Linked DNA regions of Homo sapiens: region 1 is linked to region 2. The links are chromatin loops, found by intact Hi-C in ENCODE. Cell type or tissue: natural killer cell. All regions are shown on one strand. Links, peaks and the distances in the headings refer to the core of each region. The heading gives the core; the rest is flanking DNA.

Evidence for each region. A loop is a pair of places that touch in the nucleus more often than their neighbours do. Peaks named below come from ENCODE experiments on the same cell type or tissue, not always from the same donor. Only the 100,000 strongest peaks of a DNase experiment are listed, where the experiment ranks them.
Region 1: a loop joins it to region 2, with 5 times the contacts of the local background. A loop is called at or near these places in 2 of 110 quality-filtered maps.

The regions. Positions count from the first base shown.
Region 1 is chr7:7,938,115-7,950,702 of GRCh38, forward strand. It overlaps GLCCI1-DT (GLCCI1 divergent transcript), which reads right to left. Exons shown (of 5, transcript NR_110018.1): 4 at 12,558-12,588; 5 at 11,725-12,392. Among named protein-coding and RNA genes, the nearest start is that of GLCCI1-DT, 24 kb to the right of the region's middle. RefSeq lists an enhancer at 6,680-6,889 and a silencer at 7,100-7,149. In natural killer cell, for the core only: no CTCF peak of the experiment used is centred there; DNase peaks (open chromatin) are centred at 4,707 and 6,617; H3K4me3 peaks cover 420 bases; H3K27ac peaks cover 2,503 bases.
Region 2 is chr7:7,842,198-7,854,785 of GRCh38, forward strand. The region is part of intron 3 of UMAD1 (UBAP1-MVB12-associated (UMA) domain containing 1); the gene reads left to right. Among named protein-coding and RNA genes, the nearest start is that of GLCCI1-DT, 120 kb to the right of the region's middle. In natural killer cell, for the core only: no CTCF peak of the experiment used is centred there; no DNase peak of the experiment used is centred there; H3K27ac peaks cover 442 bases.

The DNA of each region.
Region 1 (12,588 bases), core at 2,229-10,228, 95 kb after region 2:
TTTGATATTTGGCCAAGAGAAATTCTTATACGCAATGTACTGTGATACAGGTACAAGGATGTTCATAGTAGCATTACTTGTAATAGCAAAATCTATTCATTAACAGGAGAATAGATTTAAAATATGGTATATTCATATAATTGAATACTATATAACAGTAAAAATGGATACACTGTAGCTATGGGCAACAACATGGATGCATCTCAGGAATACATTGAGTGGAAAAAGCAAGTCACCGAACGATCTATGCAGTAAAATTTCAATTTATATAGTTTGAAACCATGCAAAATCACATATTATATATGTTCAGGCATATGTGCGTATGGAGACAAAAGTGACTCCATCTTGGATGCTAATCAACCATGTTGACTTCTGATTAGCCCCAGTCCCATGAATGCCTCCTGATTTCTGTTTTAGTTACTGTCCTTAGTGTAAAAACATGTACTCCTACTTTTAGATCAAAGCAACCTTGATGTTATCGCACAAATTATAGGCTGTGACGCACATAGCATTCTCACCTGTTCTGGAGGGTTGCCTTTCATTGTCTTGCTGGAGCACGTATACCTTTTCCCTGTGGTATAAAGCTGTGGTTCTGAGGATTAACAATGCGAAGATCTGCTTGTCTTGTGGCCACCCAAGACCACGCTTCTGTTTGTAAGTTCTCTTAATAAATCAGCCAATACTGACAAGCTGGATTTATTTGCCTCCTTCTTTGGTTTCTCGGCTCCTTTGGCATTTGGGGGCCACTTGGCATATATGGCCCTTTCATGGAAAAATATGCATGTGGTAAAATACAAACAAAATAAAGGGAATGATGAGCAAAGAAGGATGAGATTGGAGAGGGACGCATAGAGGATTAGATGTGGTGTTTCTTAGGATAGTGGCTACAAAAGTGATCACTGTATAGTTTTTAAAAACACTTAAACATTCATTTTATAAATATTTTTGTATATATTTAATATTTAATAAAAATAAAATTCCAAAGATCTTTGGGGTTGAGGAGGTAAGAGAGGTTTATCACAGCATTATTTCACGCTGGAAATTGGGAAACAGCAAAGGTCACATAAGAGACTGTTTAAATAAATTAAGGTGCGTCTATACAATGGAAGAGCATGCAGCAATGACAGATGATGTGTTAGAAATGTACGTACTGATAGGAAGGATATTCCTGGTAGAGCAGGTGAAAGAAGAAGATTATAGAACAACATTGTATCTCATTTGTATAAGGAACATGTAAAAATACACATAGATAAGAGTATTAAAAGTGACGCCTATAATCCCAGCATCTTGGGAGGTCGAGGTGGGAGGATTGCTTGAGGCTGGGAGGTCAAGGCTGCAGTTAACTATGATTGTGCCACTGCACTGCAGCCTGGGCAACAGACTGAGACTCTGTCTCAGGAAAAAAAAAAAGTGTTTAGTAGGTACAACGGAAAGTTAACAATGTTGGGATCTGGGAGTTGATGTTAGGATTTATTTAATTTATTTTCTTAATTTCTCCTAGTTTTCCACCACAGACATTATTACTGTTATATCAAAACCATGTCAGAGAAAGAATAACAAAGAATGTCTAAGAAAAATCAGACAGAAGAATGTAAATATAAAATATTTGGAAATGACCTTCACAAAATATGCTTCTTATTCTCTTCTTAGAGCTAAAAAAAGACTTGATGATAAGTAGATGTGTGTGTGTGTGTGTGTGTGTGTGTGTGTGTGTGTGAAGTTTCTGGCTAAATATAATGAAGTTAAACTCTTCCCAATTTAATTTGTAGGATTAAAACAATCCCAAACAAAATCCCAGTGGATTTTTTTAATTGATAAAATGTTTCTAAGGCTCATCTGGAAGAATAAATAGACTATTAATAATATAATTCTGAAAATTAAGAAATAAGAAGTTAGACTTGCTCAAAACGATATTGAAATGTATGAAAGTGACAACCCTTTCCACAATGATAGTTAAATAGGAAGCTCTTAAACATCGAATAGAAAGTGCTTAGGCATCTCTTTGTACTTTTAAAAACAGTATATGATGAAGTAATTGTAACAGAGAAAGTGATGAATTATTTAGTAAATGATGTTGGAATAATGGCTAAAGAAGGATAAATTTTCACCTTAAACTGTATTCTGAAATAAATTCTAGATAAGTTAAAGAAATATAAAAAATTAAAAGCATTATAAACTACAAGGGAACACAGAAAATATGTAACAGATTCCGGATGTCATTTAAGTCACTAAATCCAATGACTGCAGCACCAGTTGATAGTCTTGACTGCAAACGCTTTTTTTATTCCCTTTGCTTCCTTTGGCTTTCATAACACTTCCCTAATTTTTCTCTTACCAGTTTGGCCACTACTTCTCCAGTGACTTTGCAGGATTATCCTCCTCTGGGGACCATTATATGTTTGAGTTTCTCTGGGCCCATCCCTTCTCTCCACTGTCTTCCAAGGATTCTCATCATGCCTATGGCTGTAGTTACCACCTCCTGTCAGGTGACTCTCAAACTCCAGCCTAACCATTTCCAACTTTTCAGTATTAGTCAGGATCCATGCAGGAAATGTATGGCACATTCAAAATGGGTAATTAAGAAGACTTTAGTTAAGAGATCATTTACAGAGGGTTTAGGGAAGGCAACAAAGGATAATGGTACAGTATCTCAGGGAACATTACTGCTTTAGGCCTAAACAAGGAAGCAGGTGGAAATGATTACTGAATGAGAGTGAGAGAGAGGAGGAGGTGGCAAAGGAGTGGTACAAGTAGGAAAAGGTGGGGAAGAGGGGCAGGAGAAGGAAGGGGAAGAGAGAATGCAGTATGGAGATAATATGGAATAAATAATCAGCCTCCACGCTCTGCCTTCAGTCTTCTGCTTCTACCTCCCATTGGCTGAACCTAACTAGAAGACAGAGAACACGGGAACCAGGTGCTAAGGTTACATGGGATGTTGATTCATTTCATACAGGTCAGTCTCTCTGGATACAGCAGAATAGAGAAGGGTGGAGAGTGGCTCTATGTGGGAAAGCAGAAGATATCCACCTAGCATTCACCTCCTACCTGGCTTCTTCTCCAGGACATCCCAAGAGCATTTCAAACTCAACGGGTCCACAATTGAGCTCATAAACTGCCCGCTGCATACCCTCTCCTCTCAAAAAACAAACTAACAAAAATCCAAACTGGTTCTTTGTCAGTGTTTTCCTTCTTTTTTGTTAACAAGTTTATTTTCTTGCATTTCTTATTTTAAAAATTTTACTGTATATATTTAAGGTGTACAACATGATGTTTCGATATACATATAGAAAGTAAAAAGGTTACTATAGTCAAGCAAATTCACATCCATTATCTCACATAATTACTTGTTTTTTGTGTGTGGCACCTGAAATCTACTCTTTTAGGGAAAATCTCAAGTACAATACAATATTATTTCATGGAGCCCTCCTGTTGCACATTAGATCTTCTAATGTTATCTTATGTCATCAAATGCTATCAATGTCAGGATTGAATTCTCATTACCATGGAATGGATTAAACTGGGGCAAGAGTAGGAGCAAATAGATCAATGAGGAGGCTGTTCCATTAGTGCAAGCAGAAATGATGATAGAATGGACTAAAGCAGTGTTGGTAAATATGAAGAGAAATGGACAGATTAAAGTGGATAGATTAAAGAGATATGTAGAAAGCAAAAGTAATAGGATTTGGGGGTTTGATAGAATTGGATGTTGGGGGTAAAGGTAATATGGTTGTCAAAGATGACACCATGGATTTTAGGAAGGAGGCAGCACTCTTTAACACGGACTTATTAACCCTGCATAGTCAGCTTCTCCCAGCTCCATCCCCCAACCTCTCAGCCTTTCCAGCTTCATCTTATACCAAGACCCTCTCAGGATCCGGTGGCGTTTACTTTCTTTTATCCCTCTTATTTCCTGTGCTTGTTCCTGAGCAGGACCTTTGCACCTATAGTTCCTACTACCTGTAATGCCCTTACCCAGCTACCTGACTCCTTTTCATCATTCATAGTTCAATCACCGTTTCCCCAGGGAAGCTTCCCCTGATTTCCTTAGTTAGTCCTAATTTTCCTATTAGAGCTCTCATATATTGTGTACCTTCTCTTTGTAGGATCTGTCCACTGGCAGCTCACACTTATTTGGGTGGCTTTTCAGTTTAATGTTTGCCTTACCCTCGGTCCCCCCACTAGGATATAAACTAGGATATAAGACAGGGACTGTATCTTTTTTGGCTCGCTTGTGTATTATAGCCTGGAACCCTGTGGTTGCTACGCACAGACACACACACACACACACACCTATTAGTGAATGAATAACAGTAAAAGCAATGGAATATATCACAAAGAAAAATACTGGTATATTTAATTACATTAAGACTATATTCTTCTCTGAATTAAATAAGACTACATAGCAAATAATGAACAAGTGATAAACTTGGAGACATAGTCATAATAAATAGACAACAAGATTACACCCTCAATAGAGTTCTTACCACATCAACAATAAAAACACTGATAATGCCTAATAGGAATTGGCAAAAACCAAATAAAAAACTCCAAAAATCCCATAAAGAGAAAGGGTTCTGACAGCTTCTCACTGTAAAAATTGGAAGCCCAAATCAAACTAACCTAAACACTAAGGAAATAATATATTTTTGCATGTAACCAGAAAGTCAGGTTGACTTCTCTGAGGTTCACAAGATAACACCCAGCAGCACGTGGGGACAATACGCTTTCCTGTTCACATTCATCAGAGGAGAAGTGGAACCTCTCTCTCTCTCTTTTTTTTTTTTTTTTTCTTGGCTCACTGCAACCTCTACCTCCTGGGTTCAAGCGATTCTCCTGCCTCAGCCTCCCGAGTAGCTGGAACTACAGGCACCCGCGACCACACTCGGCTAATTTTTGTGTTTTTGGTAGAGGCAGGCTGGTCTCAAACTCCTGACCTCAAATGATCCACCCACCTCGGCCTCCCAAAGTGCTGGGATTACAGGTGTGAACCACCACACCAGGCCGTAGAATCTCTTTTCTAGCAACAAAATACAAGTGCTTCTTCTCAGCCTTATTGACTCAGATTAGGACCAACCTGGATTAAATCTCTTGTCACAGGAATGCTATGTTTTGATTTTGAACCTTTCACTAGCCAAAGAGATTGGATTACTATGCTTGGTTCAATAGTAATCAGGACTCATTCCGAGAGCTGGGGTCAATTCCAGAAACTACATTGTTGTTGAGGAGTGAAACACGATGTCCACTGTAATTGGCCATAACCATAGGAAAGAAATGGTCAACTTTAGGATTGAGGGAGATAGAAGAAAATAAAGACAGCTGTGAGGCATCATTTTTCAACTCAAATTTAAAGCTGGCTTTTAAAATTACACCATTCACTGAAAATGGATTATAAATTGATTTAACTTTTCTGGAGGGCAATTTGGCAATATATGAAGCACCTTTAAAACATTTATGACAAATTTTGGAAAGTATACATATGTGTAGAAATAAGGAAACACAAAAATGTTCATGTGGCTGCCACTAAGTGGTAAGTTTATAGATGATTTTAATTTTCTTTTTAATATTTTCCATAGTTTTTAAAAACAGGCCTAATTACATTTATTTAAACACAAAGAACGTGAAGTAACCTGTTATTTAAGAACATGGACAAATTCCAGTCAAGAATATCCTCTAGAAGCTTGAGAGGTGGGAAAAGTAGTTTGGGGGATTTATTTGCTCTCTCAAGGTGATGAAAAGAAAAATATCTGAATCAAAGAGTCTGAGTTATGGAATTCTCTGCTTCTGGGGTTCTAGTGCAGCCCCGTTGGTCTGGAATTCAGGAAAAAAGATACAAGGCATAAAATCCCACAGAAAGTTACACAGTTGCAACAGAACATTTAGCATTTATTGCTTGTTCTTCTAATTAAACCTCTAATTCAACTCACTAGGCCCTTGCCTGCTAGCTTTAGTGAGTAAAGTTGAGACCATGTGACTGGACTTAGCTTGATTTAATGTCATGTTCATTGAGGAGAATGGTTGGACTTTTTTTTAAAAAACATGAGCATAGGAAATATCTGAAGTCACTTTTAACACTAGTCTGAACATGTAGGATAAAGGAATGTGTGTTACTGAATTGGGATTTCCAATAGATATTTAACCCAATGTGATTTGGTGATGATGTTCTTTCTTCAGATTTAATTTCATAATTTCCTCACTTATCTCAGACCACTCCCTCAGTTCGCTTTCTGCCTTAACTATCACCTCTAAGTAACATGGGATAAGTCACTTAACCTTTGCTGTATCCTTTCAAAAATAGGCCTCTGTCACGGAATTTCCTCTCTCTAAACATCTCTAAAGTTCTGTTGGTGTGAAGAATTAGTACGTCTCTTCTGGTTATATGAATTTAAGAAAGCATTTAGGTTAATGAGGGAAAATTGAATTTTAATGGTCCTCCCTTAAAAGGCTTTACAAAAGATTTTTTAGCTAGATGAGGTGGGAATATATATGCTAGCACCAGATTCCACTTATCAGTCATCCAGCAGTTACAGCAAGCCAGCAGCTCTGCCTGCGCCTGAGTTGGCCATGTATAGACAAGTGAGGACTGCAGAGGCAGGAAATATGGGGTTACGTTGATTTCCCTCTATTAGCAGCAGCTTAAACCGGCATGCTGGGCAGCACTGTCTCCTATTGGCTACAGCTGCTGAGAGCAGCAGGATGAGGGTTGACCTATATCTGTCAGGTGTAGGTCAAACCCTGAATTTTTGTTGCAAACTTCAGTCTTCTAGAACGCCAAGTTTCACTTGTGCTCAACCACATACAATATTTTTATCAGGATCTGTGATATACTCCACCTGCAAAGAGCTTGCATCTGTGGGTTTCCCTCTCTGGATTCTTTTGCTTTCTTTCTTGCTGCCTCTCCCTCCTGTCACCCTCTTACCATTTTTGTCCCCTGCTTCCGTGTCATCCTCTGGCTGAGAAGGGTTGAGATGGTCACAGCTGTGCTCCTTCTAGTAATCACAGTAACACCAGCCCTTCTCTGCCTGCCCCAGTTTCCATCTGACCAAGCTGTGCCCGTTCCTTTCAGTTGCAGTTATTGCCCCAGGTTGGCACAGCCTGTGCACATATGTGCTCCTCTGGGCCACCATGGTTTCGGAATGTGTCAGTTGCTAATTACAACTGCAGCTGTGCACAGAAATACAGCACACATTCAAAATGTGGGTCCTAAAGTTCCTACACAGTAAATATTTCTTGATAGTTTTAAGGCCATTTTTTTTCTTATTTTTTTTTTGTAAAGATAGACTTTTAAGTATTTAGACATGTATTTTTCTAGATGAGAGAATAAACTACTTGAATTTTCATTTATTCAGCCACCATCTAACTGTGACAAAGGTCCTTTCCCTCTGCCTTTGGTCTCAGTCAATATATGTATGTTGTTTTGGGACTTAATTGGTATTGTGTTTTTATTTATTTACACTGACATCACAATGTGAAACTTACCATAGTCAGTCCTGCCTTCATACTAAAGCATCAGTACACTGTGGGCTTCCACTTACAATGCAGAAACTGCATTCCATGACCCGTTATCATTTCTTCACTGAGGCCTTGTAGTAATAGTAAAGAAGCCCAAATGCTGGAAAAATTATTCTAGAACCTCAGGTCCCCATGCGTACAAACTACATCACAGTAATTTGAGATGGAAAAGACCTATTAAGTCATCCCACTGATTCTCTGAGGACCTGCGGTGTTTTTTCCCTCTCCAACAGGCTGATCTACTTTTTAATGGCTTTTCCAACTGTAAATGGCACAAGTGATGGGGTTTCCACCCTTCCCAAGGCTGTACAGCCTATAATAGATCTCTCCATTAGGGCCTGTGACTCGTTCAGCTGCCTAAATCATCTTTGTTTTGACTTTCATTTACCATCACTCCTCCTGCTGTCCCCTTGCACACTAAATAATTTCTCTCTGTCCCCACTATTTACACCCTTCAAGTACTTGTTGCCCATGAGCCAGTCCCGTTAGAGCCACATGGTCATGCTGAGAGACTTGTCTCTTTCATCTTCTCTCTGAAGGCTGTCCCTTCAGACTTATGAATCATATTTGTTGCTCTTCAATGAATGCCCATCAGTTTCTTAATAATTTGCTTCATTTCTTTGTTACTGACACTGCTCAGGAAAATCTTCTTTGTCTCCGTCGCTGCAAAACAAGAAGATAATGGTAGTAGAATCTCTGCTAACAGAAAATAGAGCGGAGCTTTTCAGCTACCAGGTATCTTCCTACCCAGGACAATGGAATCATCTAATCAGTTATCTTTAACTCTCTTACTTGGGGTGCACAATTGCTATGTTAACAGGTGTTAGGTGTGCATGTGGAGACAGGGATAGTTCATCTATATTTTATCTGGGAAGGCTTTGTTGTGGTGTATTTAGTTAATGCCCATTAGCTGTTTAAGTCATATTTCCCCACCAACCTCACTTCCCAGTTGGAAAAGCTTCCTTGAACTCCCTCAAGAGAATGCTAACCTCCTCCTTTCCATTACTATGCCTATGTTTACTGATACTAAATTGTGTGACATCAGTGACATCAGCATCTTTGCCAGAGGAGGAATTCCTTTGCTATGAGAGAGGCAGAGTGTGCCCTTTACCTTGAATGAACATGAATGGTACGGCAAACCGGGAAATTCTGGCAGTGGGTTTTGTAATTCCAGGGTTAATAGTGTTCAGCCTGTCCCGTCTGTACCCCTCTCCAGAGCCTACTCCCTGGCTACTGTGTGTGCTTATACACCATCTAAAGTACTGAATTTAATAAGGTCTGGCCTACTGTGCTCATTGTTCGTATTTATGCAATAATAATAATACCAACATAGTGCTTCACAAACTGTTTTTGTCTAATTGCATCATCCCATTTAGTAGTTCCAACCATCCCGTGAGGAAGGAATTACCATCTTTCTTTCACCAGGGAGCAAACTGAGACTTAGAGATGCTCTATTGCCACAAATTTCACAAACATCCCATAAATTCTCCTTTGGAGTCCCTCTTGTCCTCCCTCTGAAATCACTGGAGAACATGCTTTCTGAGCAGTATGTGAAGAGGCACTAACTGCATATAAGTTCCTAAAGTCACTGAAATGCTGGCCATGGCATAATGTTTATCTGTGTTCTCCTTTTGGCAAAAATAGAGTAGCTAGACATCATCCACAGTTTTATATGAATCCTATTATCAGTAGGATAATTCAGTTGTTACACGATGACAGAAAGAGTATATACAAATTTTAAGAAATAGCTTGCTATCTCTTCCTAAACAATAAGGTAATATTATTAGGCATGGACTAAAAGTGAGCTTATCTATTCAAACACCAATTCAGACCCTAAGGGTATCTGTTTTTCCTGCAAAGTTGATGAGATTATACACCTAAGATAAAAGAAGAAAGAGCTATATTTCATTAAATGTTAATAACATGATTTGAAGAAGCAAAGAACCGAAAAATACTGACTTTTATTTATGAATAATATAAAAAGCAGAAATATAATTTTCTACCAAATACATGGTGGTAAAGGAGGCACAGCAGCCTAAAATTATGTTAATAGCTAAGCAAAAGAGGACATTTTATTTATTCTACAACTGATTTTCAAATAGGCTTACCAATATTTTAAACTTGGCATAAATGTGGTTATGGTAGGAGAAAAGCCTGTACTAAAAGGGTTTTATCCTTTAACAAACTGAAGTGACATCAAATAAATAAAAGACTCTTCAGCTCCAGCAATCTGAAGAAAACCCAGGTCAAGAAAATTATGCATTTTGTTGCTACCTGTACAAGTAGTCCATTCCTTTTTATTGCTGAGTAGTATTTTATTATATGGATAGTACACAATTTGTTTATACATTCACATATTGATGGACATTTGGCTTCTTTCCAGTTCAGGGGTATTATAAATAAAACTGTTATGTATATTTGTATGCAAAACAAAGAAGAAAAATAAAATTATGCACTTAAGTGAATTGCCCTCTTCTGTGGCCTGGCCAGAGAAGGCAAATTGCAAGTGTATGCATATATTGTCCACACACAGAAATGTTTAGAAGTTACCATGTCTATCAATAGGGAGGGAAGAATTATTTCTTATATATTAGCTTGCGGGCCCCCACTGTCTCATGTACGGCTAACTCTAAATTCAGCTTTGTGGCTGGACTGGATGGTGCCTGTGACTTTCTAGGAAAAAAACGAAGCCAATGCATCTTTGAAGATACATCCTTAACTATGCCAGCTGTACCTTACAGTACCCACTGTTTAACCGTAAAAATGGGGGGGAGGGGTAAATGCTATCATACTTACTGCTTTTTAAAATTACTGCAAATGCAATACATGCTTACTACGGCAAAATTTAGAAACACAGAAGAGGAAAAAACAAACTCAGATACTTTTCATTCCAAAGTAACAACTTTTGACACACCCTTCCAAGCCTTATCTACATACCTATATATGATATGTGTGTGTATATATATTCATCTTTTTAAAACAGTAAGTTTTGGGTTTAAATCTTCCATAGTACTAACTAATTGACTACTCTGTCCTTTAACTTAAGATCTCTGAAGCCCTTATTGAAGAACTGATGCTGTTTTGGGCTGATATAAATAGGGTGACAAAAATGCTTTAGTTAGGTTTTAAAAAATGCATTTACTTTAGATGAATCTTATGAGGCTATAGGTTTTTTAAAAGTACAAGACCTTTTACAGTCAAACCTTGGATAAATATAATGCCTAGAAAATGTATTATATCTGTTATTATGGACATTATTAAGGTAAATGAATCTTTTCCAGGGGTTGCAGTGTGTCATTGAATTCTACAATACCAAGGGACTGAAACTGACTAGACCCAGCTTTATGAGGTTTGGGAGTGAGGCAGGAAAGACATAGCTGAGTTAGATGCCAGCCTAAGTCACTATGGATGTCATTAAACTCACTGTCTTTACCCAAGAACTTCCTCCTGACAATGCTTTTCCTTTTTGCTCTCAAGACCAGACGTTCTAATGAATGTTTCTTTAGCATTTTCCAGTTTATCCTAAGATAATTCACAAATATTAAAACATCTATGATGTCCCTATTGAAGACAGTTCATCAAATACCTCATGATTTGATTAAATACTTCATCAAATCTAAGACACCATCATAAATTGTGCCATTATTTTAAGTGATGCCAAGAAAAAAGATGCTGCCAATTAAACAACAACAAGCCATTCATTTAAAATTTTATCCACGTTTCAGGGCCGGGCGCAGTGGCTCACACTTGTAATTCCAGCACTTTGGGAGGCTGAGGCAGGTGGATCACCTGAGGTCAGGAGTTCGAGACCAGCCTGGCCAACATGGTAAAAACCCCATCTCTACTAAAAATACAAAAATTAGCCAGGCGTGGTGGCAGGGGCCTGTAATCCCAGCTACTGGAGAGGCTGAGGCAGGAGAATCGCTTGAATCGGGGAGGCGGAGGTTGCAGTGAGCCAAGATCTTGCCGTTGCACTCCAGCCTGGGCAACAAGAGCGAAACTCCATCTCGAAAATAAATAAAGTAAAATAAAATAAAGTGTTATCCACATTTCAGAGATGTTAAAATGTAAAAAAGTTTCTTATAATAAATAAACCGTGGCATTTGTTTAACACCTACACATTTCATAGACAATATTCAGTCATATACCATGAACAGATTTTTAGCGCCCACTGCATAATAGGTTATGAACAGAGAAGTTCCAAATTAGAATGGATATCTTTGACATTTAATTCATTTATTTATTTTTGGATTGAAATAAGAACAAAAATGTTCATATTTTAATATGTATGTTTCTATAGAGAATATTCTGTTTCCATACCTTACATTGCAGTCTCTAAGTGGGAGCAGAAGCCTTCCATGTGATCTTGAGTGTCTTTATCTCCTTGTAATTTGTCCTCAGAGATAACAAAATTCTCAGTTAGACTGCCCTTTTACCTTAAGAAGCATGACTGAGTTCTTTCCTTTCATCTTCAGGCTGCCAGTTAGTGACTTAATTCAGTTTTAATAAAGTCATCAGGCTTGGAAAATGCAGATTCATTCCAATTTATGTGTATTATATCTTTTGCCCATTATATCTTTTGCTGGGCCAGTCTAATCACCAGATTTTACAGATGAAGAATGTGAAACTCAAGCAAGTTAACTGATTCATCCCTAATCATTCAGAAGGGGTTTTTTCCCTGTCACAGACAGCCTGTCCAACACAAAGTCCAGTTCTCTTGAAGTCTCCTTTCATCTTAACAGATCCAAATATGTTCTTTCAGTTGCCTGAGAAATCCATTTTCTTCTAAATTTTCTGAAATCAAAATTCATCCTCTTTTTAACATTCTGCCCCGTATTAGCAGATCCTGTCTGGTTTCCAAATTTAGAGTCATACATTTTTCCCTAGGGAAGAGAAAGAGATATCCCCTATTTATCCACAAGAGTAATCTGCTACCTGGAATATATACATGGAACCGCTACTTGGTCAAATATAAATTAGCTCTAAGTGGGAGAAGGTAAGGCAACAACTTTTCATAGACTCCCATCCTTTCCCCTTTGAATTTTTACCTTGAATTATCTTGTTTTCTTGCTTTAAAGT
Region 2 (12,588 bases), core at 2,795-10,794:
GCTTAGTTCTGTGAGCCCCAGTTCTTTCTCTGTAAAATGAGGATAACTCTGCCTTCTGCGCAGGGATGATATTATTAAAAGCAAATGATTGTGGAAATGCTTTGCAAATTAGAAATTTCTACACATAATGGTTTTTATCATCGTTTATTTTTTGTTGTTGTATTTCTAATCCAAAACGTGGACCTTATTTTGATAAGCACAACCGAGACCTAGACAGCTTTAAAACCTGATTTGGCATTACCAATATGACACAAGGTCTTAAGATGTCTTATTTCCAACTTGTGATTGTGATCTGTCAAATTTTAGAATGACTTATTAAGGTCTAAAAGAGAAATATTACTGTATTTTCTGATAACCTGTGGGCAGTTCCCTGATGGTATTGAGTAAAATGTGGCAAGGCAAATTAAGTTACCTTTTTTTAAAAAAAAAAAAAACTAATATGGGTATTTCACTAAGAAAGCTTATTATCTGAAGAAAGCTATTATTAAAATAAAGAGTACATCCCTTACTCAATATGTATTCTTCAGAATATTGGTCACTGGTGATCCATCCTTGTTTCTTTTAGCCTATCCTGAGAAAATTCTTTTTCACCCCATTCAATAAATATTTAAGCACCTGTGATATGCCAGCCATGGTACTCAGGGAGGAAGACAGAATACAGTTATTGTTAAAAAGGTAGACAGTGTCCATGCCCTCCCAGACCTCTCAGTCTATAGGGGACAAAGGTAGTTACAAAACCCAGTAGGGTCTGTCCTGTGACTGTGAAGGGGGACGCTGTGGGCCAAGTGGATACTCTTGCCATTTCTTAAATAATATGGTTCTTTTTGAGATGGTTCATCCAGTACTCTTAGCCCTTCAAAGAGAGATTTTTCTGGACATACAAATTTAAGAATCTAGTTAGTGAGTGGATTTTGCAGAAAATAAGTAAAGTCTCTCTGCCACTTTAAGAAAGAAAAGCAGAAGATGCCATTTTAAGTTCACTGCTTTTTAAAGTTGAGCATTTGACTGCAAAGTTTGTGAAAGGTCAATTGCTTTAGCATGTAGGTGTCCCTATCAGGGCCCATGTTTGTCTATTCTGAGATTCACTGCGAAGTTGAACCTCTTTCTTGGCTGAATCAGTTGCTCATTGGGTGGTTCTAGAACTAAAATGATTGCTAAAGACTGGTAGATTCTCCTGTGAAGAATAGTAAACCTGTTTTAAAGTGAAAGATTGTTAGAACTTAGAGTACTGTTCTTCCGATTGCTTAGAGAGCTTTGTGTACCTCCCTGTTTATTTGAACTAGTCTTTGAGTGGATTGGCAATGAAGAATAATATTCGTATTCTAACACGCACATAATATATGAAAGGAGATGAAGTATACTACCTATAGTTGTCTTATTTATTATTACCTAACATTTTATTGTGCTGTTTATTTGGATAGAGTTCAAACTTGTTCGTGAATATGGACCTAGTAGGCTGGAAATAAACTTAAGACCCAGTAAAAAAGAGTTGTAACAAAAGAGTTGCTATGTTTTCTGCAGTGAGGATTCCTTATCACTTTGTGATTCTTAGATAAAATCCTTTCCATCCAGGAAAAATTATACTTCCAGAATTTACCAAACTGACAGAACAACTAACATGCCCCAGGCCAAGTAATGTCAGTTCTGTAATCCCCTAAAGCCATTCCTTCCCATAATTGCAAAAACTAACAGGGAACCCCCACACCCTGGCCCCTGCACCCTTGCCTGCCATGCTATATGTTTAAAATTGACATTTGCTTGCAAGAGTAAACTGAGTGAGATACTAATTCTTGGTTTATGACAAAGTGTTCCTTTCTGGCTTGCCAGTGGGAATGAAGGAATGCTTTTGCGTAATGCCTGAATACTTATCCTAAATTCATAGCCGCCTTCTACCTGACTAAATAAAAATGTATGCCAAAATTATTTTGAGGACCACTCTGGTCGCCTCTTCTTTCTCTTAACAAGAGGCTGGCACAGCATTTCCCACATACCCTGTATGCCGTCACTTGCAGATGTGATTATTGCAGAACCTTAATCTGAATCTCAGAGTGGAAACTGGTTGACATGAGGGCACAAATTCTGACACAGTCCAGAATTTTTTTTTTCTTTTTGCTTTCAACAGCCTCTTTGCCGCAGACTTACCATTTCTCCTTTCAAGGTGGAGCTAAATGTTTAAATACTATCACATAGGTCCTGGTTGTTTTAAAGTGTCCTACCTAGTTATGCCTCTGCTATTAACTTTTATTTTGTATTGTTAGTAGGTCCTCTTAAAGGAGCCCAGGTGCATTTTATAGCAGTGACTGGCGTTGGTAGTATCTTCCCCAACATCACTGTGTTGGAATTGGCATTCATTGATGTTAAGATCAAAATGACAGCTCTTCTTTTGTATGACTTCACCTAACACATGATTATCTGGATTCATTTTTCTTATCTTTTTTCCATTTTAGTTCAAAGTTAGACTGTAAGAAATAAAGTTAGACTCTAAGAACACAAGGCTGATTCATTAAGTAAGTACATTTTTTCTTAGGCATCTACCATCCACAGGTTTCTCATCCCTACCCTCCAGTGCCATGTAAGATGCTAGTGATCCATCTAATATGTTAAACACATTCACATAAAATATTAGGGACCCCTTAATTTACTGTTTACAGCCTTTATGCTTCTAAAAAGATTTTTAGTTTGCATTAAGAACTTATCTTTTTACAATTTATACTTTAAAACAGTAGAAAAGACATAGATAATTTCTGTTTAGTACAAAAGAATCCCCACCCAAGGTAAATCTTTTTTACGTAAAAAAATTTACATAAATTATTACATAATAGACTTCTAGGGCTGCACTGTCCAATATGGTAGCCACAGTCACATGTGGCTATTGAACATTTGTAATGTGGGTAGTCTGAATTGAAACTTGCTGTAAGTGTAAAATATGAACTGGATTTCAAAGTCTTAGTGTCATAAAATGAATTTAAAATTTTCATTAATAATTTTTTATACCAATTATGTTTTGGACTGACGTTTTAGATATATTGGGTTAAATAAAATATATTATTAAAATTAATTTTAGCTATTTCCTTTTCCTTTTTTACTGTGGCTACTGGGAAATTTTAAATTACATATGTAGTTCTTATTAATTTCTATTTAACAAGCTGCTCTATAGGGATCAAGATCTTCTCTTCTAACCCTGTCATTTTAGACTTCAGGAAACCTCATAGAATTTAGAGAATTTAAGTGACTTGCTTTAGGTCACATAGCATTTTAGTATAGTAGTAAAGCTTGAGACTAGAAATTTCTTTTAAATGTTAAGACTAGTGCCCTTCTCAGTGAAACTAGCTTTTTGTGACTCTGACACTTTTATTATAAGAGGAAATGTCTATTCTTCAGAATTTTTCACTGAACTCTTTAAAGCAAAGAGTCTCTCTATACTGTAGGTAAATGTTCCTTTTTGTTTGTTTCATAAATTTGAAATATCAGTTATTAGCTATTCTTAAAATGGCGATGGTTTTCCCTATGAAAACCTTACATACAGAACCGTTATGGCAGCAGAAATATTTTTTAAATAGATCTAGTTAATACCGTAGTAGAGTTTTCAAATTTCCTTGCACACTTGTAATACAAATATGTCATAAATTACAAATTTTTATTGGGTATCTTCCAATAACAGCTATCATGTTAGCATATAACTGGGAAATGATGCCAGTAAGAATAAGGCCTCCAGGCTATGTATTTCCTTGGTAAATTGTTAATACTAGGCAACTATTTATTTTCTCTTGCTAAGCTTTAACACTCTCTTTGCTAGTATTGTGAGAACAGTCTATCTTTGAGTGAGAGATTTACTCAATCATAGTAAAGTAATCCAGAATTCAGTTCTTAAGAACAGTGTCGAGTAGTGCTGCGTGATGTATGAACTGTGACCTTGGGCCATTTATTTAATGTGTCTGTGTCTCACCTTCCTATCTGTAAATTGGGGTTAATACTATTTATCTGTAAGGTAGTTGTGCAGATTTCAATGACACGTGTAAAGAATATATAGCATGATATTCCATAATATCTCATAGTGTCCATTTTATCTCAAAGAAAAGGTAAAGATCAAGTATTTATTCTTTTCTTTAAAATATCTTTAGTCTTCTCCTGTTCCCTAGAAATCCTCTACCACTGAACTAACAGTTTTTGGTCAAATCTGGTCATAGTGACATCTTATTTTCCATAGATACGTAAAAATTTGTAATTATTACCTGCAAGAGATATTACAATTCATACAACACTAATAGCTGGAGATACTTTCATTACAAATACAATGTTCATAAAATATCACATGTATAAAATAAATGTAAACAGATGATACTATCTTAAAAAGCTCAGCTGAGTAGTAATATTTTTTAATTGGATTTTCAAAATCATGGTAAAATTTTGATATGTTTTGATGGCTATTCCAAATACTGCTATTATAACATTGAATTGGATTTTAAAACTTGATGTGTACTGAGAGTTAGATTGTCGAAACCAATACTTTTCAATAATAACTCTTCCAGAATTTCAAATATTTTAACATGGAAGTATGGAAATTGAGTCACATAAGTTTACTTAAAAGACTTTTCATTCTATTTTAAAAATATATTTGATCCACCGCATATTCTCACTCATAGGTGGGAATTGAACAATGAGATCACATGGACACAGGAAGGGGAATATCACACTCTGGGGACTGTGGTGGGGTCGGGGGAGGGGGTAGGGATAGCATTGGGAGATATACCTAATGCTAGATGACACATTAGTGGGTGCAGCGCACCAGCATGGCACATGTATACATATGTAACTAACCTGCACAATATGCACATGTACCCTAAAACTTAGAGTATAATAAAAAAAAAAAAAAAAAAAAGACAGCAATGCAAAAAAAAAAAAAAAAAATATATATATATATATATATATATATATATATATATATATATATATATATTTGATCATAATAATTGTTTTAAAGTGATACAGCTTAGGGTGACCAATGAACATGGTTTGCCTGGGACTGTCCAGTTTTAGCATTGAAAGTTCTGCATTCCAGGAAGCCGTTTAGTTCTGAGCAAACCAAGATGGTTTTCACTCTAGCTGATGCTTCACAGTTTACATAGCTTTGTGTATATATATATATATTCTCACTGGATCTCTGTGAGATAGGAATGACAGTATTGTCATCACCATTTCATTAGAGAGGCCACATGCTCAGTTACCCTGGCTACCTGAATTAGCTTCAGGTCCCATTCTTTATGACATTGTCTCCTTTCCTCCAGATTTCAGTTGAAACCTCCCCTCCCCAGTGAGCGTTTCTCTGAATGTGCAGTCAAAATGAGTTGTCTTTTTCCCTCTTCATCCCTACTGCCCATCCCATCTCATTTCATTGCATGTTACTCCCCCTTATAACACTTCCCACAGTTGGTTTCCTAGTGTTTTGCCCAAGTTCCACACTGGACTGTAATTCTCACCAAGGCAGCATCATGACTCTTCCCGACTCTGGTGCCGGGCACATTATAGGGACTCAAATCTAAATGAAGCCTTGCTATGTTGCCCAGGCTGGTTTTGAACTCCTGGCTCAAAGCAATTCTTCTGCCTCAGCCTGTCAAAATGCTGGGATTACAGGCATGAGGCACCCAGGATGCACATTTTTTAACTGCAAAAACCGAAACCATTATCTATACCCATTTGGCCAAATTTCTCAAAGCCACTTGGTTTTTTCTACATGTAGCTACAAAATTCTTAAGATATTTTTAGTTGACAGTCATCTTTTGATGTATCGAACCAATATGAATTAAGCCAATGAGGAATTTTTAAACTTATTAAATAAAGAAGTGAATTGTTGAAAGATACCTGTAGAAGCTCCTTTGAACTAATGATGTATTACCTGGCATAGTATTTTGAAAAATGATAATTTTTAACCATTGTTAACATTATTAATCAACTACAGTATAACCTGTTTCAATTTACTAGTCTCTGTTTCATTTTTCCCTCAAATAACTGATTTTAACAGACTCTGTTGTACTACTAAATGTTTCAAGATATATATTATGGCCAATCTGTGTTTTAGTTTGCCATCTCAAAATAAAATGACACATGATTAATGTTTTCAGAAAGAAAACACATTTTAGCAATTTTTGATACATTGCTGTGAAATTGGTAATTGGGCTGAAGTTACACGAGTGTTGGTTGGTTTCCTGCAGGAAGTCTTCACTTTCTATATCAACAGTTGATCTGGTGTCTAAAGTGTTCACAGTTTGGTTAAAATTATACTCGATACCAAAGATAGTACTTCCACCAAGGAGGGTAGAGTCAAATAACACTTATGGTGTTCTCAAAAATGACAATAGAGGATATGCCAAATCAAGCTTACTATTATTGAAATGTTTGCTTGAAAAAGTTATTTTTCTGAGCATTGTTAAAGGAAGGGAAAGGGAGAGATTTATGAAATCTTGCCTGGAAGGTGACACAGGGGTTTGAAAGCCAGTAAATAATTATAAAAATTATAATTATTATTCAGTCATCAAACTTAAAGGAAAAGACAACCAGAAAGTCAAGTCTGCTTTTAGGATTATTAGGTCAATTATCAGTATTTTTGAAGGAAAGAATTTTTTAAGCTATCCATATGCTGGCAATTTTTTCATATTTTACTGCCAACTTTATTTAAACTACTTTCTCAATTTGCAAGGATAACAATACAATTTCTCTTGTTCTTTGAAAAACTCTATATGCCACATTCTTAAAGTATTATTGTTCTACCTGTTATGTAAGTTATGGTTCGATTTTATATTACGTGCACTTCTTGGAATGAAATATTTCCCTTATGTTGAAATTTGGGATAATGCTGAGTATGATGGACTTGATGGACATGTTCAAATTTCATTGTAGAGAGTGAGGTAATAGTGACTAACATTTATTGATTACTTACTGCATTCTGCATTCTGTATTGAGGATCTTTGCCAACATTATCTCATTCAATCCTCACATCTTACAAATAGATTCACTTATTCCCATTTTGACTGCCCATCCCATTTCTTTTCATTGCGTGCTGCTCCTCCTTATAACACTTCCCACAGTTGCTTTTCTTGTGTTTGAGAATAAAAAGTGACTGAGGTACAGAAACATAAGGTAGCTTTTCTAAGGTCACACAAATGGGGAGCTGTTAACTACTATATTTATGTTGTGTCCTGCAGTTCAACACAGTTCACTATAAAAGTAGTTGTAGGGTTATGCACATAGAAGTTTACCCAGTGTAAAGCTAAGGAGTGTGGCCAAGAGCAAGACAGGTACTGTGGTCTAGTGAATTCTGGGAGGTCTTCTGAAGGAAGGATAGAGGATGAAACCACTCTATGACCCAACCCTGCGATGGTCATTCAACAGTATTTATTGAGTGTCTACTGTATACCAGGTATTCTCTCATATACTGCACATACAACAGAGTGGACAGGGACCCTGCCTCATGGAGTTTACCATTTAGTAGGAGATTCAGACCAAAAACTAAACTAAAATAAAAATAGGCAAACAAATAAAATTACATCAGACCATGGTAAGTACAGCAAATGAAATAATCTGTGGATTGAAACAGCAGTGTAGAGAATGGGGTGAATGGGGTCACATACTTTAAGATGGAGTGGACAGAGCAGGCCTCTCTGAGTGGTTTTAAGCTGAGACTTTTAAGAGTTAGGAGGATATGCTCAGTGGGAAGCAAGGAGTTTTAGATAGAACTGTGGAGCAAAGGCAAATTAAAATATGATGCCTTTTCACATTCAGATTGGCAAAGATTAAAAAGTCTGAAAACACCCATTTTTGATGATGTTGTAGGGAAAAGGAAAACCTTCATGCCCAGTATAAGTCTGTACAACTACTCTAGAGACCAATTTGGCAATAGCTAGTAATTGTGAAGATACAATTTTGTATATAAATCCTAGAGCAATTATTCTTAAAAGAAGTTTTAAAAACTATCTATCCCCATGACATTTTTAAGCTATCATAAAACTTTTCCTTTATAACTTTAATAGTTACAAAGATAAGAATTTTTTACAAATTACAAATATTGATATTTAAATATGAAACTCTTACATCATTCTTTCAAACATATTTAATAATATATCCAATGGAATTGAGATCCCACAGCAATTTGATACATTACATCATCCATTTAAAAAATACATGAACAAGCTAAGCTCTTTCTCAATTCAGAAATTTTGCATCGTTCCTTTTTCTCCTTGAACTCAGATTTCCATCTACTTCCCCCCAAAGAATTGTATCTTTTATCTTGAATGTCTTTTATTGATCACAATATCATATTTCTTGGCAACAAAGAAAACTGATATAAGTTAATTTAAAATATATGTATATTTACCATGACCATAAGGCCAAGTGTTATAAAATTTCTTCTGACTTATTATTTTAATTATTTCTGGTATATAATCAGTCAAAACAATATAAGTAATTCCATGTTTTGACAATTATTAAACATGAAGGTAATTTTTTAAGAAACATATATCTTAATGTGATGGAAGAGCTTGATATTTTTCAATTAATTCATATATCTGAGGACAATTATTACTAGAATAATGCTAACGATAAAATGAAGTGAAGGATTTGGGGGTCTTACAAAGGTGTATTAGTGATTTTTAAGCACCTTATAAGTAGAATATACATTTCTTTTAAGTTCATCTAAATATTATAGATGGGTTGCAATAAATTTTAAAATGAATGTGGATTTATGATATCCAAAAATATTTGGGGAAAAAATGAAATACTTCTTTTATGAGTCTAATTAAGTGTTCAAAGATATATAAAACCTAACTTATGACCAGTATATATATTTTTACTTGAACATGTAGCTTTGATATGTTGGAAGTAAAAGTGAAATTTTCACAACTAATCTATTCTGTCTCTTATAGATTTACCTATTCTGACTGGTTCATACAAATGGAATAATATAATATGTGGTCTTTTGTGACTGGCTTCTTTCAGTTAGTGTAACGTTTTCAAGGGTCATCCTTGTTGAAGCAGTACTCCATTCCTTCTCATTCCTTTTATTGTTGTATAATATTCCATTGCGTGGCTATACCACATTTTGTTTATCTATTCATCAGTCTATGAATATTTGAGTTGTTTTCACCTTTTGACTATTGTAAATAATACTATTCTGAACATTTATGTACAAGTATTTGTTTGAATGCCTGTTTTCAATTTTTTTGATACATACCTAGGAGTAGAATTACTGGGTCTTATGTAACTCTGTTTAACCTTTTGAGAAGCTGCCAGAACATTTTCTGAAGTAGCTGCACCATTTGCACTCCCACCAGAAGTGTGGGAGTGTTCCAGTTTCTCCACATCCTGACCAGAAGTTGTTATTATCTGACTTCTTGATTATAACCATCCTGCTGGGTGAGAACTGGTATTTCATTGTGGTTTTGATTTGCATTTCCTTGGTGACTAGTAATATGCTTATTGGGCTTTTGTATATCTGCTTTGGAGAAATGTCTACTCATATCCTTCGCTTATTCTTTTTAATTCATTGTCTTTTGAGTTGTTGAGGTTTCTAAAAAATATATTCTAGATGCAAGTCCTTTATCAAATATATACTTTTTAAATATTTCCTCTCATTCTGTGGGTTGCCATTTTACTTTTTGATAATGTCCTTTGAAGCATAGAAGTTTATATTTTTGATGAGGTCTTATCTATTTTTTCTTTTGTTGCTCATGCTTGTGGTGTCATATGTATGAATCCATTTCAAAATGTGAGGCCCTGAAGATTTACCCTTATGTTTTCTTCTAAGAGTTTTATATGTTAGCTTTTATAGGCTTTTGATCAACTTTGAGTTAATTTTTGTATATGGTTTGAGATAAGGGTCCAGTTTCATTATTTTGCTGTGACTATCCAGTTGTCCCAGCAATATTTGTTAAAAAGACTATTCTTTCCACATTGAATGGTCTTGGCACCCTTATCAAAAATCAGCTGACCGCAGATACGTGGCTTTATTTCTGGATGTTTGGAAAAACTCAAACTGTTTTTCCTCTACTCTCACATCAACATAACAGCAGCCAACACAGAAGATTTCTGTGACCTCAAAATATGTGGGGATATCACTCTACCAGCAAGCAGGCAATTAGTTCTGTAGAAGACACCTGCTGGGTGTCCTCCAGTTCAATTTTACTTCATCTTTTTCGAGATAGTGTCAGATCCCACAGATTGTGGGCTCAATCCCCAAGATTGCCCCACACCTCAGACAACAGTCACAAGTCCAGGCCCCTGGATCTTCTGACAGACCAGCTTTAAGTTGGGGTTCCCACAACCCTCTCTTTGGGTTTGACTACTTTACTAGAGTGGCTCACAGAACTCAGGGAAACATGTTTACTGATTATTACAAAGGATATTTTAAAGGATACAAATAAGCAGCCAGATGAAGAGATACACGGGGTAAGGTCTGGAAGGGTCATGAGCACAGGAACTCTGTTCCTGTGGAGCTGGCACGTGCTAACCTTCCAACACGTAAATGAGTTCCTTCCTGTCAGCCTCCACATATTCAGCTCTGTAGAAGCCCCCCGAACCCTGTCCTCCTAGGCTTTTATGCAGACATCCTTGGATAGACAATTGACAACTATGTAGAAATGTGACTGGACAAAATGGATATGATCTAATATTAATAAACTGAGTGGGGAAACCCAGCAAGACCTGTTTGTTCACATTCTTCTCGCCTCTCTGTGCAGCATTTCTTTCTTCAGGATATGAGGCAGGACCCTCTCTGGAATGAGGGTCGTATAGCCCAACATTCAGAGTAGAGTCCTGCCTTGGGCCATGAAAAGAGGGCAGGAGAAGGTCAGAAAGAGAGAGTTTTTTTCTGAGGCCTAAAGCACCCCGACATTATATAACAAATGCTGTGGGAGTTATGAGCCAGAAACTGTGGACGAAAACCAGTATATATGTATATCATAATATCACACAGGACATTTAATCGATTTCATTGATCTATATCTCTCTGCTTATGTCAATACCACAGTCTCATGACTAATATTGCCTAAAATTTTGAAATCAGAGAGTGAGTCCTCCAACTTTGTTCGTTTTCAAGATTGTTTTGGCAATTCTGGATTCCTGGCAATTCCATATGGATTTTAGGATCCACTTTTTTACAATGAAATCAGTTGGGATTCTGATAAGGATTGCATTGATTTTGTAGCGCAATTTGAAGAGTATTGCCATCTTAACAATACTGTCTTCTGATACATGAGCGTGGGATTTTTTTTTTCCATTTATTTAGGTCTTAATTTTTTTCTATTATCCTTTGTAGTTTTCAGGGTATGAGTTTTGTACTTCTTTCATTAAATTTATTCCTAATCATGTTATTATTTTTGATAGTATTGTAAATGAAATTATCTTAATTTCATATTTGGATTGTTCATTCCAAGTATATAGAAATACAACTGATTTTTGTATATTGATCTTGTACTCTGCAACCTGCTGAACTTATTTGTTCCAATAGTATTTTAATGAATTCCTTAGGATTTTCTACATAGAAAATCATATCATCTGTACATAGAGATAGTTTTCCTTCTTCCTTCCTAATTTAGATAACTATTATTATTGTCATCGAGATCTTGCTTAATTGCCCTGACTAGAACCTCTGGTACAATGTTGAATAGAAGTAGCAAGAATGGATACCTTGTCTTGTTCCTGGTCTTAGGGGAAAAGCATCTAGTCTTTCACCATTAATAATGTTGTCAGCTTTGGTTTTCTATAGACACACTTTATCAGGTTGCTGAAGAGCCCTTCTATTCTTTCTTTGTTGGGTGTATTAGTCCGTTCTCACGTTGCCATAAGGAAATACCTGAGATTGGACAATTTATAAAGAAAAGAGGTTTAGCCAGGTGCCATGGCTCACACCTGTAATCCCAGCACTTTGGGAGGCCAAGGCAAGCAGATCCCCTGAGGCTGGAAGTTTGAGATCAGCCTGACCAACATGGAGAAACCCTGTCTCTACTAAAAATACAGAATTAGCTGGGTGTGGTGGTGCATGCCTGTAATCCCAGCTACTCAGGAGGCTGAGTCAGGAGAATTGCTTTAACCCGGGAGGCAGAGGTTGTGGTGAGCCAAGATGGCACCATTGCACTCCAGCCTGGGCAACAAGAGCAAAGCTCCATCTCAAAAAAAAAAAAAAAAAAAAAAAAGATAAGAGATTTAATTGACTCACAGTTCCACGTAGCTGAGGAGGCCTCAGAAAACTTACAATCATGGCAGAAGATACCTCTTTATGAGGCAGCAGAAGAGAGAATGAGTACCAGCAAGGGAAATGCCGGACGCATATAAAACCATCAGATCTTGTGAGAACTCACTATCACGTTAACAACATGGGGGAAACCACCCCCATGATTCAATTACCTCCCACTGTGTCCTTCCCACAACACTTGGATGTTATGGGGGTTACAATTCAAGATGAGATTTGGGTGGGGACACAGAGCCAAACCATACCATCCCACCCCTGGCCGCTCCCAGATCTCATGTCCTCACATTTCAAAACACAATCATATCCTCCCAACAGTCCCCAAAAGTCTTAACCCAGCATTATTCCAGCAT